Linked DNA regions of Homo sapiens: region 1 is linked to region 2. A link is a loop called in an ENCODE intact Hi-C map of the cell type or tissue named here. Cell type or tissue: Caco-2. All regions are shown on one strand. Links, peaks and the distances in the headings refer to the core of each region. The heading gives the core; the rest is flanking DNA.

Region 1 (8,903 bases), core at 3,814-6,313, 480 kb after region 2:
TTATGTGCTTTTTTCCTTTTGAGAATTACCAGATCTGGAGTTGTCATTTATCTCTTTTGTATTGTTTTGTAAATGATCTTTTTATATTAAAATTTTAGTTATTTGCCGTATATATTATAGATATATTTTCAATTTGTTGTCTGCTTTTCAGTTTTGTTTATGGTGTTTTATGCTATCAGAAATTTTTTAATGTAGCAATTTTTTTTGTGTGTTCTAGTCTTGATGCTAATCTTAGAAAGGGTGTTTATACGTTTACATTTTAATGTATTCTCTCATATTTTCTTCTAGTAACTTTGTGGTTTCCTTTGGAAAAAATTAAATATTTAATCCATTTGTAATTTATTTTGATAAGAAGAACATATTTTAAAATATAATTTATTCAATGAATCTTCTTTTCCTTACTGATTTGAAATGCTAACTTTCAAATACCTTAAATTCCAACATGTTATTGAGTCTATTTATGGATTTCTGTTCCATTTCACTGATTTGTCTATCTAAAACTGCTTGTGTATTTCCTTGATTCACAATCAATACAGAGTTGGTGGCAAAAATGCTGTCCTACAAACATTGGCTGACCTTCTCAAATCAGGCACCCCTTATAGACAGCTCCTGCGCAGTGAGCAATGCCAGGCTATGAATCCCAGACTTAACCCTCTAGTTGGCTTCAAATTAAAAAGGAAATTCCTAGTCAATTTTTGGAAAATATGTGGACAGATCATTAGCTTTATACATTAGAACAGCAGCAACAATGGAAAAACCAAAGGTTAAGTGTCAAAATTCAATGTTTAATTTCATTTTTGATTATTTTTTTACAAAAAACAATAAAAATATTTTAACAAATATGCAAAAACATGCAAGAAAATGCGAAAATGAAAAACAATTACTCAAAATCTTGCCATTTATAGATAACACTGTTAACATTCTTAAATATGGGATTCCAGACTTTTCCTTTTGCAAATAAATCATATAGAACAAAACTAGAATAATACTATATGTATAATGTTTTGTAACCTAACTTTTAAAAACTTATGTGTAAACATCTTTCCATGTCAATAAATATTGATCCGAGTAATCAAATGATATGCTTAACTCTGTGGTAGGCATAGAGGTAGGCACTAGAGAGGCATCTGCAAACAGGAGAGACATAATCACTGCCCTCAGGGAACCTGGAGACCAGTGAAAAGAAGGGTGAATTAATTACTGTGAATGCGACAATTAATATAGAGTTGTGCAGAGTGCTATGTGGAAACATGTAAGAGGAGTCCCTGATTATTTGGGGAGGTTTGAGGATTGATACCTAAATTGAAACCTGAAAGATGGATAGAAGATAGGAAGGAGGAGGGGAAAGAATGTTTTAGATCTTTGGTACTCAAAGTATAGTCCGCAGACTAGCGGCATCACCATCACCTGGGAACTTGTTAGAAATGCAGGAAATTTGTATACAGTTTGAAGTTTGAGTTCATGCTGTGGGCAATTGGAATCCATCTGATAACTGGAAGTAAGTCCAGTATTAGAGAACAGGAAGAGCAGTGATACATTTGAAGCTAGAGCTGAGGCAGGATTTTATGGTTACCCCGTATGTATGTGTGAGGGCACGTGTGAGTGCTTGGGGGAGGGATTCTTAGTCACAGTGAATTGGGAAAGCATTGATAGGTTTTCTGAGGAAGAATGACATGATCAGGTTTGCTTTAAGATATCACAGTCCTTGTCTTCTCAGTTGTGTTTGACACAGTTGATCACTTACTTTTCCAGAAGTCACCTTTATCCCTGGCCTTAGGGACCACTCCTTTCTTGGCTATCTTCCTGCTTCCCTGGGGATGGCTTCTCAGTCCCTCCTCCTGGTGTCTCCTCATCTCTTGACTTCTCAACATTGGAGTGCCCAGGCTTACCAAGGTGATCTTATCCAGGACCATGGCTTTAAATGCCATTTATATGCTGATGACTATCAATTGGTAAGAGAAATGCACAAGGATGTTCATCATATCACTTTTTATAATAACTAAAAACTGGAAACAACCTAAGTGTCTATCATGGAAGAATTTTAATTATGCATTCAATAATGAGATGCATTGCAACCATAATAAAGAATGAGGTAGAATTTTGTATTCTGAAAGGGTTAGAACTAAATTCAGAAACAACATGTGTATTATATAAAACAATTTTTTCTGCGTGTGTGGGAGAAAATTCAAGAAACTGTTAATTGTGATCCTTTTGTTTTCATTGTACACTTAACCCATAAAAGTGAAAACCACTTTGTTTTATTTTTTGCTTTATTTATATGGCATATATTTCCATTTTCATTTTAGTCTGTCTTAGTTGTGTCCCTTGTAGATTGCATAGACTTAAATATTTTTTGAGCTTATCAGAATTTTTTTTCTGATAGGTTTTTTTCTAATAGGTTGGGTCACCCCATATTCATTTATTGTCCTATCAGATGTACTTGGTATTATTTTTGTCATTTTATATTCTCTTTTTCCTTTTTTGCTTCTTTGCTATTTCCTATAATCTGTTTTGTCTGTCAGCATTTGCCTATGTGTTTTTTGTTTGTATCATTATCTGATATCTAATCTTGTGATACAGAAATCTGAAACCAACCTGTTTTTCATTTATTTGCATGTAATATTTTTCTCCTACTCATCTTGATGCTTACAGAATTTTATGTTTTGCTTTAAAATGAACAATTTCCCTAGCGTATGTTTGAGAGTGGATTGCTTTCTAATTAATTTTTGGGGGTACATGGAAAGCTCTTCTTATATGCAAATATAGTACACTATATTTCAGTATAAGACTTTTTTGTTTTATGTTGAGTAATGTTTCTATTCTACTTATTTTGTGCATTTCTTCAGGAATATCAATTAGCTGTATGTTGGATTTTCACTATCTTTCCTCTATATTTATCATTGTTTTGCTTAGATTTATCTCTTAAACCTCTGTACTTCAGTGGTTTCATTTTCTGTGGTATAAATTTTAAAAAGTCCTTCTAATTTTCATTGTGAGACTGCTATGGCATTTACAGATTTTTTTCTAAATTCTATCAGTCTCTTAAGACAATCGCTTTTGTTTATCTGAATTTTATTACCTCAAGAACACAAAGCAGAATCTTTCTAAAATATTTTTGTTTCCTATAATAAATCTTTCTCAAAAGGATGTTCTTCCTGTCACTTTTTGAATGCTATATTTCATTTTTGTAGTTTGGAGACTGTCTTCACAGAAATCATTTTGGGTTTTTCTGTGTACTCAACTTTGAATGAAGACAAGTTATTTCTGGCTACCCAAAGTTAATATTGGATAGATTTACCAAACATTTTTGACTGTTTATCTTGGAGGTATTAGAATAGTACTTTTAGATCTTAAGTAGGAGAACCAGAGATGCAGGTTTATGTTAGCAGTTGAGTCACTCAGAATCCTGAAAGGCATTGGGGGTGGGATGGGACAAGATCTGAAAAATTTGCCTCTATAGTTTCTCTCTGTGATCGTTAAAAATATTGTAATAAGGGTGACCTTTTCCTATCGGGTTTTCTATATGGTAGATTACTATAAGCTTTTCTTCTGTGCATACACATATATTATGTATACATACATTTTATGAAAATGACATTATAGATGTTATTTTGATAACATATTTCTTTGAGGATATATATCTATATATATAAATACAAATGTAGAGACACATATATGAGTAATTATTTTGACTTACTGTCTCTACTAATGATAGCTTACAAATCAAATGTATAAGGAGTGCTTTTATTTGAAAGATTTTATCCAAATCCTTCAAATAAGGTAGTAATATTGTTAAGAAAATGGAAAATTATCTAACAGAAAAATGCATTGAAGTACACTACATTTATTATATAATTTTGTATTAATAACAACTCTATGTAGTAGATAAAATCATTTTATTTCCCAAATAAAAAATACAGCGTAATGATTGACTAATCCATGTTTATGTAGCTAGTAACGGCTGGGATTCAAGCCCAGGTCTTTATAATTTTAAATGTGGCTTTTATTATATTCTACTGCTTTGTGTATTTGTGAAAGGCCATTTTATTTTTTCTCTTTATGCTTAATTCTGTATACTCGCTCTCATTCTGTTTTTAGGACCAATTTGACCTAATCTAGGAAGAATGTGAAGAGGCTTAGTTGGATAATCTGTGTGAAGCATATTTTACTTGCCCTTGGTGGTTTGTATTTGACCAATTGTGAACCAATTTTGGAAGCAGGGCTTCTGCTTATTCAGGATGAGGATTTTTATCTTACTATTGCTTGTTCCCTCCTAGGAACTGAAAATCCTGTTTTGATTCTAGGCCAAGGATGTGGCCTTGGTCATTGTGGGAGACTTCTCTGTTGTTAATTACTGAAAGCTTTGCAGTCTCTGAATATTGCCTGGTTTTATACTTCCTATCACTGGTTGCCCCCCACCCAAATGTGCCATCATCTCATGCTAGACCTTTCTAATTACAGTACACCCAGGACCTGTGGTCTGTTACACTTCATTTGTAATACTCTGTTCTGTCTCATATGCTTTTTATTTCCTACCAGTGTAGGTATCTGCGACTGACCTTCCCCTACCATCTGCCATTTCTCAATGATCAGGTCTAATCCTGGCCCCACCCCTACCCCTTACATGGCCTTGTTCTTGCTGCATAATCCAAGCAGTGACCTAAGAACGTAAGAATCACTGTGTGAGTTGGTGATACATGTCACAGAAGTACATTGAACAGAGTTGTAAGAGATCTTAGTAGTTCCCTAGCCTAAGCCTCTCATATTATGTATGAGGAGACTGAGGCAAAGCTTTGCACTCTGTATCACAGTGGGTGGCAGAGATAGAACTGGAATTAATAGTAACCTCATTTTAAATTTCTGTTATATCCACTTTGAACAAATAGCCCCATCAGTATGACAGTTTGGTATGACAAAAAATCATTTCAGTATGCACTATCAATGTCTGTTAAGAGTTTACCCTTGTGTATTTCTGTTTTTACTTGGAAATACCCAAAAAGGAATTATTTGAAAATTTGTCTGTTACCATAACTGCCAATATGTGAAAGCTGGATTTTTAAAAAAGTAAAGCAGTATCATTCCACCAGATGTCACTGTTTGCATGTAGCAATGAAGTTACGATGATTACAAATACAATTTTCCCCTTCCCAATCATGTTTTGTAAAAAAAAAAAAAAAAAAAAAAATTATATAGTTATACACTTACTCTTCTATAGACTGATTTTATCAAGACTGTATTTTCTGATCTTTTTAAAACATACATAATATTCATATGCCTCTGCTGCAGATTTCAAAGAAAAAAATTATAAAGGACTAAAGAAAGCTATTTGTAGATTAATATTTTCAAGAAGATGAAAACCTAAAGCTTTTTCCAGACCTTGGCATCTGCTTTTTAAACAACATTCTCTGTAAGTTAATGTTTTTCAAATTGTGGATTGCGACCCAGTGAGTGGGTTGTGAAATCAGTTTAGCGATTTGCTATGAGCACTTTAAAAAATGGTATCTAGAATAGAACCATTGCATGTGAGATTGACTTTGATGAAACTTTTGTATGTGAGCACTCTTCAAATTTCCCTGTATACATCTTCTATGGGTTACCTAAGAGTGACTGTGAGCAACATCCTGTGAAGCCTCTCTCAGGCTTTTGTATACCAAAGAGCAAGATAAATTTGTTAAGGAAGAGATAGTGAAGCTGTGATGGAGAACCTCTCTGTTGGGGTCATACCAAGGTAGGGGAAGATTGTTGGAGGGAGATCCCTTCTCCATGCTTCACAAGATGTAGCTCACAGTCACCTTTATGTAACTCATAGAAGATGTGTGCAGAGATTTTTTCAGAGTACTCACAGCTTAGAACAAATGTTTTCCAAACTTCTTTAACAGCATCATACAATCACAAATATATTTCTCTCTCTGGCCTCATGGGAGACCAATATTGACCCAAAAGGAGGTTCAACTTTCACTCTGAGAGAGGTGGGCTTGTTTCCTTCATTCAACTCCCTCAATGATCATAAACAATAATGGTTGTAATATCAATCACTTTCTTAGCATATTCTGTGTACAAGCCTCTTCACATACATGATTTCTAAGACATTTGACTCTGAAAAACTCAATCACTGTTGCCATTTGTAAATGAGGAAACAGACTGAAGAGGAAACATAGCACAGTGAGGGGCCCAAATTCTGTTTTTTAACCTCATTCCAAAGGCTCACTCTTTCCACTATATCAGTGATTTTTAGTCTTCCTTGAGGATAAGAGTCATCTGGGTTGTTTCATAAGTGTATCAATTCCCAGGATCTATCGCAAACCTACTGAATTAGAATCTTCAGAGAAGGGGTCTGGGAAGGTGTAGATTTGATTTCATCCCAGGATATTCTTATGATTAGGCTGTTTTAGGAAAGATTGAGTACCTTAGTGGTTTTCCATCTTCAGAGTGCACAGAATCACCTTCAGGGCTGGCTATAACACAGATAGCTAGGCCTCAGCTCCTGAGTTTCTGACTCATTAGGTCTGTGTTGGGGCTCAATAACTTACATTCCTAACAAGTTGTTATATGATACTAATGATGCTCGATAGGGAATACACTTTGAGAACTACCCAGCATCTCCTGCCTTACCAATGATTCTGCTTCCCAGGGCAGAGTCTGGGGCTGGCTTTGGCTGTGAGACTTTTCTTACTCAGCCAAAATTCAACAATATTTATTTAGTACCTACTCCATTCAAATTTTTGGGAGACAGAAAATGAGTAAGTCTCACTTTTTCTCCCAAACAAGCCTATGCTCTACTGTGAAAAAGGCATACGGAATAGAATGCAGTATATTGTGTAATGAAAGAGCAGATCAAATGCAACAGGGAAACCAGGGAGTCAGACATGAATCTGGGCTGGGTAGAGGAGGATTTGTAAAGGTCTCGTGGAGGAATTGAGATCTGAAGGTCTTGCTCTCATCATTCTCCATTTCCATAGCCACTCATTACTATAATGGCCTGTTGATTTTGCCTGTTTCCCCTATTGCTCCTGGAGTAATCCCAGCACATAAGGCATTTTTTTTGCATTGCAAATGTAGCTTGGGTGGAAGGTTGGGGGAAGGAAGCAGAGTTGGCAAAGCAGATGGTGCCCAGACTGTGAAAGACCCTTACTGCCAGGGTCAGGAGCTTGGGTTGTATATACTGTGTGTGTAGTCAGTGAGATGTTTGCAGAGGGGGTGACTGATAACAACAGTTGCAGGGATATGTGGCTTGGATTGAAGGAGGGAGGGTCTGGAGGTAAGGGACCAGCAAAGATGATATCACAGGACTCAGTTGAGAGAAGATACAGTGAACAGGAGAGACATCATGGAGGGAGAATGAACAGAAATAGTCATTACTGTTGGGAGTGAGGAAGAGATTGGTGATGAAGAGATTTTCAGTCTGAACCACTGAGATAGTGGTGTTTTTCAAAGAGAACTCTAGAAAGGGTTCGTTCTTTTCTCTGGACAAAAAGAAGGAAGCAGGGAAAATCCGGATAAAAATTTCCAGGTAAGTGCTTCATCTTTGTCATACAGGAGCATAAAGGCTAACCTTAGGTATGCCTTTCCACCAAGGCCCCCATTCATGTCTACCAGAGCTATGCACTTTAGAATGTCCGATGACCTTCACTTTCTTCCAACCAATCCATATTTCTGTTTATTTAGCGTGTTTTTGGAATGTGAAAGAGCAAAAGACAATAAGTTGTAAATGACTTTTACTATCCTGTTTCTGGCATAGAGCCAGAGAAAAGTAGAGCAGTGCTTCTAGATAACTTCTTAGTCACTGCTCTCCTCATCACCATCTCCCTCTCCTCCCAACCTATCTTAGAAATACTTATTGATCCTGATGTCTGTATTCACTTGGCTCATTTTCTTAGTCCCTAGACCTTCCCCTGTTCTTTTGTTTTCCTGGATACACTGGAATTCAGCTTCGGAAAACAGAAACATCTTGTATTTGTCTGTTCATATGCTGCTAATCAAGACAGACCCAAGACTGGGTAATTTATAAAAGAAGGAGGCTTAATTGACTCACAGTTCTGCAGGGCTGATGAGGCCTCAGGAAACTTACAATCATGGTGGAAGGAGAAGCAAACATGTCCTTCTTCACATGGTGGCAGCAAGGAGAAATGATGGACAAAAGGGGGAAAAGCCCCTTATGAAACCATCAGCTCTTGTGATAAATCACTCACATCACGAGAACAGCACTATGGGGTAACCACTCCCGTAATTCAATTACCTCCCACCGGGTCCCTCCCACAACACATGGGCATTATGGGAACTACAATTCAAGATGAGATTTGGGTGGGGACACAGCCAAACTGTATCACAGCTTTAGCTATTTTAAGCAAAAAGGGACTTAGTAATGGGAATTTGGTGTTTTAAAATCAATGAGAGGGTTAGAAAAATGGGGCATTAGGTAGGGAGATCTCCCAGGGATGATTCACAGAGCATGTTTAACTGGCTGCCTAGGGTGCTGCTGTTCCTGACACAGGAAGGCGGCAAATCTGGAAGCCAGCACTGGCAACATACCACCTTAACTGAGATTCAGGGATTAAGTAGCTTTTACTGTCACAGCTTTGGACTCTGGAGCCACACTGTGTCTGTTTGACATGCTCACTGGCAAAAAACAAACCAGTAAAAAACACAACTCACAAAGTCATAACTGGAACACTGCTACAGAAGAACTCAACATTGTCATGACTGTACTTGCCAACAGAAACATTAGAACCTTCTGCCTTCTAATTGCATTTGGTTGGTGGATTCCAAATAATATCTAGAACATTGGCTTCTGGAACCTCCACCCCGAGTTAAAACAACTGTGCCTCAGCCTCCTGAGTAGCTGGGACTACAGGTGTGTGCCACTACACCCAGCTAACTTTTGTATTTTAGTAGAGACGAGGTTT
Region 2 (8,903 bases), core at 2,847-5,346:
TCATGGTAGAAGATGAAAGGCACGTCTCACAAGGCAGCAGACAAGAGAAGACAGTGAGAGCCAAGCAATAGGGGTTCCCCCTTATAGAACCATCAGATCTCATGAGACTTATTCACTACCACGAGAACAGTATGGGGGAAACCACCCCCACGATTCGATTTTCTCCCACTGGGTCCCTCCCACAACATGAGGGAATTATCGGAGCTACAATTCAAGATGACTTTTGGGTGGGGACACAGCAAAACCATATCACTGGGTGTGGTGGTGCATGCATGCCTTTAGTCCCAGTAACTCAGGAGGCTGAGATGGGAGGATTGCTTGAGCCTGGGAGTTCAAGACTGCAGTGAGCCATGGTTGCACTACTGCACACCAGCCTGGGCAGTGGAGTGAGATCCTATTTCAAAAAAAAAGGGAAAGTGTTTTACCTTTCAGCTAACATGCTGGCTTAGGACTCCTTTCTGGGTAGTGTGAGAAATACTCCTTGGGAGTTTGGAGATAAGATTTTTGGCAGCTTCCTGATTATTAAGAATTCAGTGTCCAGTTAATTCTTGACTGTGATGCTGCCTCTTTTGAATTTGTTTTGTAAGAAGCTGAAAATGTCTCTGAATATATGAGGTGCTGTGAGAGCTAGGGAACTCATAAGGCATATGTATTAGTTTCCTACTGCTGCTGTAACAGCTGTAAAAAATCACTAATTGGGTGGCTTAAAACAACACAAATTTATTATCTTACGGTTCTGGAGGTCAGTAATGTGAAATAATTTTCACTGGGCTAAAATGAAAATGGCAGTAGGGCTGGGGATTTTTAGCATCTCTTAGGGAGAATCTATTTCTTGCCTTTTCCTGCTTCTTAGAGACTGCTTGCTGTTCAAATGAAATGGTGCATTTCCCCCAAAGAGGTGATCAATTAACACTGTATAGTCTATTCATGTATTCAATAATTTGAATTTTTTTAAGTGTAGTTAATTATTTAACCTATACAGAGTCATTGTATACTATCTCTCCTCATATCTGGGGTTTGGAAATGGTGGTGCAGCAGAACAGAGACACATCCAAGGTCTAAAACATGAAGTGTGTGGTGTGTGTGTTTGTGTGTGTGTATGTGTGTGTGTATTTTCACAAGTGGAAGTGGGGTGAGCTGGAGGTTATTGAGTCTCAGGCACCACAGAATCACTGTTGACATTTGTTGTTATTGCAACAAGGAACTCCTTTAGTCAGCATTGAGGGAAGTAGGCTGGCAATCTCTTTAAGTTGTGTACCAGGATAGGAGAGACTATCTTGCACTTATAACACCCAAATAATTTTTGGTGTTTCACTCATACAGAGTTTGGCTTAGAGATTAAAGCTCCTTCTATCTTGTGATGCCACCATCGCAAGGTTCTCAAGGTTGTTGTGGGAGAAGAGAAGGCTAAAGGAGCTCATAGAATGCCTTTAATGGTAAGTCCTGAAATTCGCTTGTATCACATCTGCCCACACTACTTTGTCTACAATTCAAGTGACCAAAATATAAATAAGGCTAGGAAATATGATTTTCCTGCACATTTAATAGGAACTGCTATGGTTATAATCCAACTAGGATGGGGATTTGGAAAGGGATAGAGTAGAAGAGGAAATGATGGTTAGATCTCATCTCTTTTCATTACTCCAGCAAGATTTTTACCCTGCCTTGACAGTACCATTTGGCACTTGCTGCTTGGGCTATTGCTGTGGATTTCTGTATTGGTGGGACAGACAATGATTGACCTAAGGCAACATCAGGGACTTAAGAACCATACACATTACACATTTTTCTCTCACCTATTCTTTCAGCATCACCAGTGTCTACCTTTCACCTGAGGTGGCCCCCAACCCTATTTCAAGACAGTTGACACAGATTTCTTGAAGTTTTTGGTTGGTTCCTCAGGTCAATGATTTCTTTCTTTTCTTTTTTTTTTTTTTTTTTTTTAGTAGTTCCAGGTGGATTTTGGGGAAGAGAACTGACAGCCTTTTGCAGTTCATTGTCTTAAGGGGAACTGGACACCTTCCTGACTTCTGATTAAAACATTTTTAGGACAAAAACTCCAACCTTACCTTACCTAAAAAACCGTTTAGTTTCTTGTCCTCGTAAATAGAACAAACAGTTTATTGCTAGGGTCTAGGGATGATGGTAGTGACATGATGGCACCATGACCCAGAGAATAGCAGAAAACTTTGTATTGGGTTACCTATGAAATGTAGTTCTTTCTTTAGGAAGCAAATTATCTTTCTTTCAACCACTGATACTATCTTTATCTTCTCTCTTCAGGTTGGGTTAAAGGTCTGAAACAATAATTAAAAAATCAACTTATCAAAAATACTTTGCTTCACATTTTTCGTGTGTAATTAGTGTTGCAAGGCACCCAAAAGAAGAAATACTGAAAACAATTTGTGGCCAGGCACAGTGGCTCATACTTGTAATCCCAGCACTTTGGGAGGACAAGGCGGGAGAATTGCTTGAGGCCAGGAGTTTGAGACCAGCCTTGTCAGCATAGTGAGACCCTGTCTCTAAATAAATGAATAGATTTGATTTGGTAAAATAAGTATCCTGACCAATAAAGAAAAGTTAATAGATTGAAAATGGTAAAGTTTCTAAAATAAGTCAACAATTTCATCAAACATCTTTACTGTATATAGCTTATTTAAACATATATATACTTTTCTAGGTATTGTGCAAAACAGGCACTAGAGACATGAATGAGTGCATTGTTAAATTTATAAATATTATTAAAAGATTAATTTGTGTGTGTATGTGTTTGAGACGGGGTCTCACTCTGTTGCCCAGGCTAGACTGCAGTGGTGTGATCTCAGCTCACTGTAACCTCCTCCCTGGCTCAAGTGATCTCTTACTGCAGCCCCCAAGTAGCTGGGACTACATGCGTGTGCTACCACACCCAGCTAGTATTTTTTGTAGAGACGAGATTTTGCCATATTGCTTATGCTGGTCTCAAACTCCTGGATTCAAGTGATCTATCTGCCTTTGGCCTCCTAGAGTGCTGGGATTACAGGTGTGAGCCACTGCACCCAGCCAAGCCCATTATTCATTTTTGCCACTAAGACTAAACTAACCAAAAAACAAAACAAAACCCAAAAAGCCCATTGGTTATATGAATTAACATTACAGAGTAGCAGACCAATTAACATTATTAAATTAAGTCAACAACATGAAGAGATATATACTTAAATTCCATATTGAGTTTATGCAGCGATGTAGAAATAAAACTATTAGGAGGAAAAATCTGTTACGGTCACTACTGATTATATACCTCTTTATGCTGGTGATTGATTTTAGGGGCTTTTATTAAATTAAATTTACATACTTTTTGTCATGATTCAAAAATGGGGTTTGACTCAAAGTTTAGTTACATTAAGGATTAAAATATTTTTACATTAAAACTATATATGTTACAAAAAGACTGCATGGTCTCATTTATATGTAGAATCTAAAAAAGTTGGATTTAGAAATAGGAAGATGATGGTTATCAGGGGCTAAAGGTTGGGGATGGGAGTGATTGGGGAGATGTTGGTCAAAGGAGACAAAATTTCGGTTTGACAGGAGGAATAAGTTCAAGAGAGCTATTGTAAAACATGGTGACTACAGTTAATAACAATGTATTATATTCTTAAAAATTGCTAAGAGAGTAGATTTTGTGTTTTCACCACAAAAAAGACATGTGAGATAATGCATATGTTAATTAGCTTGATGCACCCATTCCACAATGTATATTTCAAAACAACATGTTGTGCATAAATATGTACAATTGTGACTTGTCAAGATACATAAATATGCATTTAAAAATCATTATTAAGAGGTGAATTTTGATAATCTTAAACCTGCTCTAACAGGACTAAAAATTTTCACCGAATTTTTAAGAAATAAAAAAAGTTTTGCTATGTTATTTATTAATAGGAAAAGGTCAACAAAGTGTTGAGAAACGCTGCTTCTGCTTTTGTATATGTCTCTAGCTGTTTGTTATTGTGACCAGTGGAACTTTGAAGAGAGTTTTACAGTGATGCTTGCAGGGTGTTGCTCCATATCTCTATCTTGTGGAGTAGCTTTGTATATTTTATCATCTTCCTTAAAGGGACAGCGTGAATACTAAGTTTTTCCTTGGAGAAATCAGCTGCCACTTTTCTTTTTCCTATGGGAAAATTTTATAAGATGTTGAAGAAATCCCAAGTATTCATAAATATTACTTATCAAATGAGAAATTTTGGTCAGAATCTTGGTTAGGAAAAATGTGGGTAATTACATGTTATAGATGAAAAGCTGGGTTTTCTAAAAGTCAGTTTTGTTAGGTTTACTGCAAAATTAATAAAAAGGACTGATATATAAGCTTTGCAAAGTGAGTCTATTTCTCCAGTAGGTGGCGCTGTATACTAATGATATTGTGCTACTGCATGGCAAACAAGGGAATGCAGCCGATGAGATAATAATATTAAACTTAAGTAAACCAATATGTAGTACAATTCAATATTTTACCTATTCATTATGTAACTAGAGGCAAAATATAATTTTATTCCATATATCTCTATCTATCTATCTATATGTTATTTTCCGGTTATCTGTGGAGAATGTGTACAGTTGATTGGTGGAGTTAGTGAGTTTTTATTGGTCTGTCCTTACACTTTGAGTCAGTACTCTAATGACCAAGAAAATGTAAAAGATTTTATTAGTATTATTATTATTATTTTTGAGACAAGGTCTTGCTGTATCGCCCAGGCTGGAGTGCAGTGGTGTGATCACTGCAGCCTCAAACTCCTGGTTTCAAGCGATCCTCCCACCTTAGCCTCTGGAGTAATTAGGACTACAGGCACTCACCACCATGCCCAGCTAATGTTTTTATTTTTCATAGAGATGGATTCTCCCTGTGTTTCCCAGGCTGGTCTCAAACTCCTGGCCTCAAGCAGGACTCCTGCTTTGGCCTTCCAAAGTGCTGGGATTACAGGCATGAGCCACTGTGCCCAGCTAATATTTTCAATATACAGTTGAAATTATTTTAAATGGCTTGCACTCAATGATTTGCCAAAATAATGGAAGTTCTGCATTCCCACTGATATTAACATACTGACTGATTTCTATGGTGTGCTTGATACTAAGGCTAATAGATGAATGTCTTGTAGATACTTCTGCATTTACCAGTTGATTTCTCTACTTAAAAAGTAGTATCAGGTGTGTTTGTTCTCAAACCTGTTTATGCTAATTGTATCTGTGATCATAATTATATAATTATATTAAAGTAAGCTAATGGAAATTTCATTATAAAAAGCATTCTCTCTAGGAAAACTAAGATGAATGTTTTGGAACAATCAGTAAAGGTTAATCACTAAAAAAAAATTACTATCAAAGAGGTGTGAGAAAACTGAATAAAAGCCCTACAGGCCGGGAGTAGTGGCTCGCACCTGTTATCCTAGCACTTTAGGAGGCTGAGGTGGGAGCCTCGTTTGAGGCCAGGAGTTAAAGAACAGCCTGGGCAACATAGGGAGATCGTATCTCTACAAAAAATTTTACAAAAGTAGCCGGATATGGTGGTATGTGCCTGTAGTCTAAGCTACTCAGGAGGCTGAGGTGGGAGGATCACTTGAGCCCAGGAATTTGAGGCTGCAGTGAGCTATGACCACACCACTGCACTCCAGCCTGGATGACAGAGCCAAACACTGTCTCTAAAAAAAATTAAAATAAAAAATAAAAAATATTTTATTATTGTTTGGCATATAAATCATGCTTGACTTCTGCAGTGTACCTAATGTATACTGTTTTATAGTATACAATGTTATAAAGACACACTGTGAATACAAGTAATACCTAGAAAATAGAAGTTATAAAAGAAGTTACTAATTGAAGAATTATCACTCAGCTAATAAATTTTATACATCAGGGTTTATAAGGAGTTTTGGTTAAGGTATAGATCAGCTTAACTGTTTTCTTCACAGTGTACTCTCTGTCCCTTATTAGTATCTTGCTACACATGTTCAGTCATCTTTTTATAATTTGTCTCACATTTTTTCTCAATATTTTATATAAAAGGAGAAACATACTAGTATTCCAATGATCACCAGGACTTGAGCCATCCAATGGGAAAATGGAAATTGCAACTATATCTCTTCACAAGTCTTCTAATGTCATCTTACCCTTCTGACTATTCTTTTTCCTCTTCTGTCAACACATACTTGTACCTTTTAATATCCTCTTACCATTTTGACTATTATTTGTTCTTCTCTTTCAGCAATACTTGTACCTTTTTATAGTATTGATGGAGGCATTTACTTGCATGTGTCACTTTTCTAAGACCAAATTCACTTTTTTTCCTCAATTTTTCATAAGTATCATGTCAGTTGGGGCCTTTAAATCAGCCTGCCAACATATTTTCTAATTCTGGAGATCAAGCAAATTTGATTTTCATTTACTTCTTTTAATGAACCTGCAATCCCATTGCTATATCATGCTGCCAAGGCAGAAAGATTAAAATCTGGCCACTCTAAAATTCCCAGATTATACAGTGATTAAACTATTCAGTAGTCATCCTAAGTGAGTATATAAGTCTTCTCCAGTGTAGCTGAGGTGTATACTGTTTCATCAGCTTAGTGAGGCATCCACTCCATGCATGTATGGCTTCATCTTTTTAAATTGATGCCAGTCTTGACCAGTCTTTTGGAAGAGAGCACCCTCTAGTGTCACTATTTGGGGTAACACGTGTATTTTATTGTGATGAAATGCTACTGAAAACACCATTTGGGCTTGATTCAGTAATTCAATACTCCCTAAAATTTCCAGTCATTCTTTGATTGTTGGGGCCAGTGTTTGTAATACAGACACTACAAAGGTTAGGTTAACATCAGGTACTTGTGGCCTGAGTGCAATTTAAATATAAATTGGCCCCAAGAAGAAGTCAGTTGGCTGTATTTAACTTTCATATTTTTTCAGAAACCTTTAACTTTTTCAAAAAGTTTATTCTATATGTGGAGGCTTCAAAAAGTTTATGGAAAAATGGAATTAAAAGATAAAAAATATAAACTTTATTTCTCAACATAAGTGTCATCAAGTTCAGGACACTTTTGTTGGTAATGATACCAGCCATTTAGTCCATCCCTAAAGAACTGAGGGTCCTAGGAATTTAACCATGTCAGTGCGGTCATTTTTACATCATTAGCTGACGAAAAATGAATGCCTTTTACAGATTTTTTAAGATTAGGAAACACAAAGAAGTCAGAAGGAGCCAAATCAGGACTATAAGGTGAATACTTAATGATTTCCCATCAGAACTCTCACAAAATTGCCCTTGTTTGATGAGAGGAATGAGCAGGAGCATTGCTGTGGGGGAGGAGGCCTCTCTGGTGAAGCTTTTCTAGGCATTTTTCTGCTAAAGCTTTAGCTAACTTTCTCAAAACACTTTCATAATAAGCAGATGTTATCATTCTTTGGCCTTCTAGAAAGTCAACAATCAAAATGCCTCGAACATCTTAAAAAACTGTTGCCATGGCCTTTGCTCTTGACCAGTCCACTTTTGCTTTGACTGGACCACTTTCACTTTTTGGTAGCCATTGCTTTGGTTGGACTTGGTCTTCAGGATCATACTGGTATAAAACCATGTTTATCTCTGTTACAGTCTTCAAAGAAATGCTTCAGGATCTTGATCCTACTTATTTAAAATTTCCATTGAAAGCTCTGCTGTTGTCTGCAGCTGATCTGGGTACAATGGTTTTGGCACCCATCGGGTAGAAAGTTTGCTCAGGTTTATTCTTCAATCAGAATTGTGTAAGCTGATTCCATTGAGACGTCTGTGGTGTTAGTTATTGTTTCTGCTGTTAATCATTGGTCCTGTTCAGTTAGGGCATGGTCACGACAATTTTTTTTTTTCTTGAAAATAGAGGTGAACAATCTGCTGCAGTGAGCTTCATCTTCAATATTGTCTGGTCCCTTCTTTTTTTCTTTTCTTTTCTTTTCTTTTTTTTTTTTTCAGGTGGGATCTTGCTGTATTGCCCTGGCTGGCCTCGAACTCCTAGGCTCAAGTGATCCACCCACCTTGGCATCTCAACGTGCTGGTATTACAGGCATGAGCCACCATGCTTTGCCTTAATTTTTAATTTTTAAATTTTTTGTAGAGATGAGGTCTGGCTATGTTACCCAGGCAGCTCTTTAACTCCTGGCCTCAAGTAATTCTCCTGTCTTAGCCTCCCAGAGTGCTGGTATTACAGGCATGAGGCACCACACCTGGACCCAAACCTTTAATTTAATTCCTGACAGTTGCTTTTGTTAAAGTGTTAGCAAAGCCTAAAATATAGTAGGCTTCCATTCTAGTTACTACTCATTTATTGGTCCCTGCAGTACTGATAGAGGTCTAATGTGGTCCACTTAGCTGAATTCTTTTTTTTTTTTGAAACGGAGTCTCACTCTGTCACCCAGGCTGGAGTGTAGCGGCACGATCTCGACTCCATGCAAACTCCGCCTCATGGGTTCAGGCCATTCTCCTGCCTCAGCCTCCCGAGTAGCTGGGACTGCAGGCGCCCACCACCACGTACGGCTAATTTTTTTTTTTTTTTTTTTTTTGTATTTTTCATAGAGACAGGGTTTCACCGTGTTAGCCAGGATGGTCTTGATCTCCTGACCTTGTGATCCGCCTGCCTTGGCCTCCCAAAGTGCTGGGATTACAGGCGTGAGCCATTGTGCCCAGCCAGCTGAATTCTTAAAGCCTATGTTCCCAAACTTTTTTTCATGATGCCCTTAGTGTCTTAATATTTTTATGCTGCTTCTGAGCTATTGTTCTCTCTTGTTCCATACTGATTTTTGCATGCTACTTGCTTTTTATCCCAGTAAGTGCTGTAAATCCAGATTTGTAAAGATATGAATTCATTGAATACAATGTAGTGAGATCTAATGATCCAACAGTG

What was found. Hi-C counts contacts between places; a loop is a spot of excess contacts. Peaks named below come from ENCODE experiments on the same cell type or tissue, not always from the same donor. Only the 100,000 strongest peaks of a DNase experiment are listed, where the experiment ranks them.
Region 1: it touches region 2 in a loop (4-fold over the local background); 12 of 110 quality-filtered maps call a loop at or near these places.

What each region holds. Positions count from the first base shown.
Region 1 is chr14:37,704,531-37,713,433 of GRCh38, forward strand. All of the region lies in intron 7 of TTC6 (tetratricopeptide repeat domain 6), which reads left to right. Among named protein-coding and RNA genes, the nearest start is that of TTC6, 110 kb to the left of the region's middle. In Caco-2, for the core only: a CTCF peak has its summit at 5,055 (motif pointing right); no DNase peak of the experiment used is centred there.
Region 2 is chr14:37,226,403-37,235,305 of GRCh38, forward strand. All of the region lies in intron 1 of MIPOL1 (mirror-image polydactyly 1), which reads left to right. Among named protein-coding and RNA genes, the nearest start is that of MIPOL1, 33 kb to the left of the region's middle. In Caco-2, for the core only: a CTCF peak has its summit at 4,369 (motif pointing right); no DNase peak of the experiment used is centred there.